Regions from separate parts of the Homo sapiens genome. Here region 2 is linked to region 1. The links are chromatin contacts, found by Hi-C or POLR2A ChIA-PET in ENCODE. All regions are on one chromosome and are shown on one strand. The core of a region is the stretch at or near the end of the contact, and the rest is flanking DNA. Distances in the headings are between cores, read along the strand shown.

What was found. A loop is a pair of places that touch in the nucleus more often than their neighbours do. ChIA-PET counts read pairs that join two places held with the same protein, here RNA polymerase II (POLR2A). Pooled maps may share reads with other maps.
Region 2: a loop to region 1 is called in a map of posterior vena cava, with 2.5 times the contacts of the local background. The contact joins the enhancer-like site here to the promoter of FAM163B in region 1. A Hi-C loop is called at or near these places in 4 of 168 maps with a recorded cell type or tissue (astrocyte of the cerebellum, endothelial cell of hepatic sinusoid, posterior vena cava and 1 more) and 3 of 50 pooled maps. POLR2A ChIA-PET finds 5 or more read pairs at or near these places in 2 of 52 experiments (Caco-2 and naive thymus-derived CD8-positive, alpha-beta T cell).

Annotation. Positions count from the first base shown.
Region 1 is chr9:133,608,136-133,611,432 of GRCh38, forward strand. It overlaps FAM163B (family with sequence similarity 163 member B), which reads right to left and starts at 1,254. Exons shown (of 3, transcript NM_001080515.3): 1 at 942-1,254.
Region 2 is chr9:133,682,098-133,685,200 of GRCh38, forward strand. It overlaps SARDH (sarcosine dehydrogenase), which reads right to left. Exons shown (of 21, transcript NM_001134707.2): 17 at 3,096-3,103. Among named protein-coding and RNA genes, the nearest start is that of DBH-AS1, 26 kb to the left of the region's middle. Within about 2 kb of position 1,839, at least 13 of the 41 ENCODE cell types and tissues checked have a DNase peak (open chromatin) inside an H3K27ac peak, as active enhancers do.

The DNA.
Region 1 (3,297 bases), core at 4-2,503:
CTCTCCTGAGCTCCTGCTTACTGGGGAAGGTGCTAGGACGAATGCTGGGGCTCAGGCCTCAAGGATACTCCCCTTACCCTGCAGAAGGTTCCATGAACTTGACCCTTGAGTTTCTTGTCTCAGAGCCATCGGGGTTGCTACGGGACACACACTGGCAGGACCACTTGTGCCCAGGCAGTCCGTGGCTGCGGGAGGACAGGACACGAGTGGGGTGAGACAGTGGAGCCCTGAGGACCCATGTTGAATATCTCTTGGGTTTTTGGTGTGTAGAGTCTTTTCTTTTCTGGCTGAGGAAACCTAGTGTCAGTTAGGCAACCCCCCACCTGTCAATGAAGCAGAGATTCCTAACAGACAAAGGTGTGAGGTGGTGGTGACAGAGGCCGGCGTGTTTGAGGCCATCTCCACCACTTCCCCACTCTGTGATCGTGGGCAAGAGACCAAACCTCTCGGAGACTCAGTTTCTGCATCTGTGAAATGGGGCCAATGCCCCTTTCTCGTGGGTGTTGGGTGAATGGGATGGGATGAAAATGCAGCACCGACTCTGGAAGAAGGCAAAGCTCAGCAAATGAAAAAGTCTTAGCTCCTGGCAGGGAGAGAAGGCGGCCAGGTTTCCAGAGGGCTCTTCTGGGAAACTTTCCCTCCCCACTGCCCCCTGCCCCCAGGCCACTGTTCCGAGGGAAATGAAGCCCCCCTTCCTAAAGTGGGTCCCCCACCTCTCCCTTAGGCCCTCGTGCCCACCTGGGTCTCAGTCTCCTCCTCGGGGATGCGCTTTGAGGGTGGAAGCCAGGGGATGGGTGACGCCAGCTGGGTCAGGGGACCTGGTGCGAGGCAGCCGGGGCAGGCTGCAGTGGGCACTCTGGACGAGTGGGCACCTAGCTGGAGCTTTCCAGCCTGCGTCTTCTGCCCCACACCCCGTGACCCGCGGCCCGCTCGGCCCTTACCTTGAAGCATGGGAACCGCGCTGCCCCGGCCGCGAGGACTTGGGCGCACGTGACGGGGCGGGCGGGCGTCCGACCCGGGCAGGGCGCAGCTAGCGGCGGCCGCTCATGCCCAGGCCACGGCGGTGGCGCCTGGTGTGGCTGGGCGGGCGAGGCGGGCGCTGAGAAGCCCGGGAGGCCCCCGGGGAGGCGACTGCGTGCCCAGGCGGGCACCCCTGCCAGCTCCGCGCTGCGGCCGCGACTCCGGACGCCCCGGCTGGCTCCCTGCGAGCTGCACGCGCGGCTCCAGCCTGGTCCCGAGCGCAGGGCGCGCGCTGGCGGGGAGGGCGCGCGCCCGAGCCTGGCGGGGAGCGCGCGTCACCGGCCCGCGCGCGCAGTCGTCGGGGGATGCCGGGAGCGGCCTGGGGAGCTGTCCCTGGTGCTGACGGCTCGTCCGCTCTCGCCCGGGACGCGCGACCTCCTGGAGGCCTGGGGGTGCCCCCACCCTGGCCGGCGCCCTGCGGTGCTCCCTCCGCTCTCCGCCTGTTCTCGGGGCGTTCCGGCTTCCACAACGTTGGGATCTGGAGTCAGGCCGAAGCTGCTGCTTATCCGCAGTAGGGCAAGTCCCTTATCCTGGTTGAGCGGCTGGTTCTTATCTTTAAAATGGGGAGTTAACACCAGCACCTTTAGGGTTGGTCTGAGAATGAAATCCGATGATGTTTCGAGGCCCGGCACACCATAAGTACTTAATAAATGCTCGCCTTTGTTACTATTTATTTCCCTTCTCTGAGTTAGCAACCCCGGAGCAACTGAGAGGAGGAGCAAGGCTTACGCTGCTCCTGGTGAGTGGCTGTTTGGGGCATGGCGGCTGCCTTTGGATCTCTCCCACATCCACGGGGAAGGGGAGCAGATCCCTTCTCCCTGACCCCAAAGCACAGAGCTAAGACCAATGGCTAGACGTTAAAGCAAGGCAGATTTGGGCTGGATACGAGGGAGACCTTTCTGACCCAAGGCTCCTACTCCTGAGAGGAGTGCCCCAGGAGGCATTTCCCTGTTTCTGCAGGTCCTCGAGCTGAGCCTGCGGTCGCAGGGACCCTGAACGGAGAGAAATCTGGTGTTAAGAATGTTAGGAAGGCTTTTGTGTTAGAACATGTACAGCACTCAGAGCTGTGCCTGGTGGGAAAGCACCATATAAATGTGTGCTTTTTTTTTTTTTTTTTTTTTTTTTTTGAGCCATATCACTCTGTCACCCGGGCTGGAGTGCAGTGGCGTGATCTCAGCTCACTGCAACCTCCACTTCCTGGGTTCAAGTGATTCTCCTGCCTCAGCCTCCCGAGTAGCTGGGACTACAGGCATGCGTCACGACACCCAGGTTGTTCTTTTTGTATTTTTAGTAGAGACGGAGTTTTGTCATGTTGGCCAGGCTGGTCTCGAACTCCTGACCTCAAGTGATCTGCCCGCCTCGGCCTCCCAAAGTGTTGGGATTACAGGTGTGAGCTGCCACGCCTGGCCTTAAATGTGTGCTTTCATTATGATCAACCTTTAAGTTCTCTATAAAAAAACTCCATCCTGGTAGTAACCATAACCTTGCTTCATTCTAGACATGAGAATACTGAGGACAAACAGAAGAGTAAAGTGCTTGGAGTCCATTTCCCTTTTACAGATGGGCTGAGCACAGATGGGTGAGCAACTTGCCCATGGACAAGAGAGTGAGTGTTCACACCATACAGACATGCTCCAAATGTCCAGCCTGCTGCCTCCCCTGCTGGGGCCCCTGGCAAGGGCCCCTGCTGAGTTTCTCCAGGCTGATCAGGTCACTTTGACCATAGAGAGTTTTCTTATAGCAAACCAGGCTAGTCCTCCTTCCTCTTAACTAATGGGAAAAGCTGGTCCCTGCCCCCTGTGAGTATCTTGTTCTCTTCCAAGCAGGATAATTAAACATCACCTGCTTCATTTCCCAAGGGACCAGGGGCTGTGTTTGATTCATTAATTAACTGCGAGTAGTACCTGCTCCCACCAGGCACTTGTCTCATGATAAACATCACTCATTATGTGCTTAATGCGTGCTAGACACAAGGCTAAACACAGTGCGAGCATTGCCTCATTTAGTCTTCTCAGCGATCCGATGAGATATGGATACTGTCATTACCCTGACTTTGCAGGTGAAAACTTTAGGCTCAACAGCAGCAGACCTGAGGCGGATCGGCCTGATTCCCAAGCCATTGCTCCTAATCCCCTTCTTCTAGAACTTCTACATCCTTCCCAACCAGCCCCACCTAGAAAGAAGGATGGTAAACACGGATAGAAATTCCTTATAAGGAGAGAGAGAGAAAGGCAGAAAGAGAGAGAGCCAGGAGGAAGAGACAAACCAGCCAGCCAA
Region 2 (3,103 bases), core at 589-3,088, 75 kb after region 1:
CTACCCTCTCTCAGACCAACAGTCAGCATCTACTGGGAGGACGGTGTTCAAGGGAAGTTCCTCCCGGGGCCACTTCCAAAGCAGAGAGGTGGACCCGGTGTGAAACACATGAGCAGGGCACTGGAGACGCAGCTGAGGGCGTTCCAAGTGGTTCTCGGGGAACGTTCAAAGGAACAGGGGAACAGTCACGACATTCGGAGAATAAAGCAGTGTGTACAGACTGCATGGGATGCCCTGATTACATTTTAAAATCCACAGATAGTCACAGATGACGGAAAGAAGATGGCGGGCAACACACTCAACTGTCAACCCTGGTTTCTCTGGGATGGGATTAGAGGGGTTTTCGCTAACTCATTGGCAGGCTATGAATGTCCCCAACGGTCCTCTGAGATGCCGCTGACCACCATGTCCCAGCCAGATGAGCTTCGTGCCGCAGCTCACGAGACCTGCCCACAGACCCAGCATCCTTGTTCTGAGGGGGCAAGGGTCGTGCCCAAAGTGGGCTTGGTAGAAGTGAGGTCTGCACTCAGCCCCTGTGCTGAAACCCACGCGCAGTGATGGTTGGAAACTGCTAGAAGCGAGGTCTGCACTCAGCCCCTGTGCTGAAACCCATGCGCAGTGATGGTTGGAAACTGCTAGAAGCGAGGTCTGCACTCAGCCCCTGTGCTGAAACCCACGCGCAGTGATGGTTGGAAACTGCTAGAAGCGAGGTCTGCACTCAGCCCCTGTGCTGAAACCCACGCGCAGTGATGGTTGGAAACTGCTAGAAGCGAGGTCTGCACTCAGCCCCTGTGCTGAAACCCATGCGCAGTGATGGTTGGAAACCGAGCAATGAGCAGTATTTTATGCAGCCGTGATGTGCTTTTTACAACACCAGTGATTTTACACCAATGAGCAGGAGACTGTGGGGAGAGGCGGCCCCTGCACCCCCTGCACCCCCCACGCTGTGTTTGGCCTGGCCTGTTCCTCTGGGGGATGTCATCCCGGAAGCAGAGCCTTTGGGTCAGCTCAGCAAGCACCTGGCCTGGCCTGGCTCCTAGGCCACACAGGTAGAGGCTGACCCAGGCAGCCACTGCCTAGGCTTGGGGAGGCTGCCAGGGCCAGGAAAGGGCCAGCCCCAGGAGAGGGGAGGCAGCTGGAGCCGCCTGTCTGAGAACAAGTCCCAGCAGCTTGCTGGAGTGGCCGTGCGGGTGGGGGCAAGGCTGCTGGGCCTCAAATGGGAGGGGACGTGTTCCCACCTGGTCGTCTCCCCGTCCTGTAGCCAAACCAGACAGAAGCAGCACCTATGCCAAGCCTCAGCAAGGTGGGAGAACCCGCAGCCCCCCTCCCCTTCTGCAAACCAGAACCCAGCTGCAGACAAAGCTGGATGCTGCGTGGACCCCGGCCTGCTGGAGCTGGAGTCGGGCCATCTGAAGGCCGTGTGGCCTGGATCCAGCTGTGCTGCTCTCTCTGAGTGCCCACCCTCTCTGGTCCCAGCAGGCAGCTTTGCACCACAGAGGCAGGAAGCAAGCTAGACACAGCCGGCCCTGCTTCCTGCCCCTGTGCAGCCTCTGGAGAGGGGAGGTGAGAGCAGAGCCGCTGGGATCTCCCTAGTTTCTGGCCGCCTCCTCCCTGACAGTCATCGCCAGATTGTTTATCTGCTAACAGAACCCAGATTTGTCCCCCAGGACCTCCAGTCCCTCTGCAGGCCAGGACCTCGCTCCTCCCCAACCTTCCTTAGCATTTCCCCACCCAAACCCCAGACGAACATACAGGAAGGAGAGACAGGGAGCTGCCTCCAAACGCGGCCGTGCACCCGCCCACCCCCTCCTGAAGGCCACATCCGTGTCACTGACACATATCGGGGGCTTTCTGGGTTTCTTTAGCCGGGCGGCCCTGAGCAGCCTGGCCCATCCAGCCTCTCTGAGCTCCATCTGGGTAACATCCGTCATGCAGGGCGACATCTCCTCCAGCATGAGCGCTGGAGGGCTCTGGAGGCCCGGCCCCCGCTGCCACTACATGGCTTACAGCCCTGCAAACAAGCAGGGTGGTCATGCACTGAGGTTCTCAATGGGCGATCCTGCCCCCAGCGGACCCTTGGCCATGTCTGAACACACTTGTGGCTGTCACGACGGTGGGTGCCACTGGCACCTAGTGGGCGGCAGCCAGGGAGGCGGCCACACACCTGTGTCACACAGGAGGGCCCTCACAGCAGAGAGGATCTCCTCCAAACGTCAGTAGTGCTGAGGTTGGGAGACCCTGTAACAGAGCCGCCCGCACTATGGCGAGGATTACATGGGAAAGTGTGCTGTGATGTTCTCGGAACAGTGTCTGGCACACAGGAAGCCCTCGGCAAACAGGGGCTGCTGTGTTTACCATCCTCATCTCAGCCTCGAGAAGTCAAAGCAGATGCCAAGATGCCTGTTTTCCAACAAGGAAACAAAGCCCAGAAGAGGGTCGTGCTGGCCCAGAACTAGAATCTGGGCCCCGATCCTGGTCTCTGAGGGAGCCTCCTGCCTGGGGCCAGGTCCCATGGAGTGCTGGCTCCGGACACTACCACCATCTCAGAAGGGACGGGCTCTGGCCCCCAGGATACAGGCTTTCTAGAGTTGGTGGGGGACATGTGGGGTGCTGTTTGGGGACTGGCTGTGCTCCCACCCCAGCAGCCCCTCCTCCCACGCCCACAATGGCAGCTGGGAGGCTGCCACACGGAGCTCTCCGGAGCCAGCTACTGCTCAGCAGAGCTCGGCCCTCCCGTTTCCAGGAGGTCACTTGGCCTCGGGAGGGCTGCCCCGCGCCTTTCAGGAGGGGATACAATAGGTGGCGATGCAGGCAGTGAGGCCAAGGCCACCTTCCCTGGGACTGAGTCCCTGGCATGCACCAGGCACCGAGGAGGGATGGAAGACGCTGTGACTTTGATCCACATGACCTCTCCAAGCTCCCAACAGCCTGTAGGAGGGCCGCCTGGTCCCACTGTCCCCCCTTCACAGTTGGGGACCGAGGCCCAGGGAGGCAAAGGAACCTGCCCGAGAGCCCCCAGCCCCCAGATCCCCCGGCGCACCCCTCACACCATGCTGCCACCCACGACCCAGAGGACGTGGCCAGCTGGAACCTACCAGGTGCC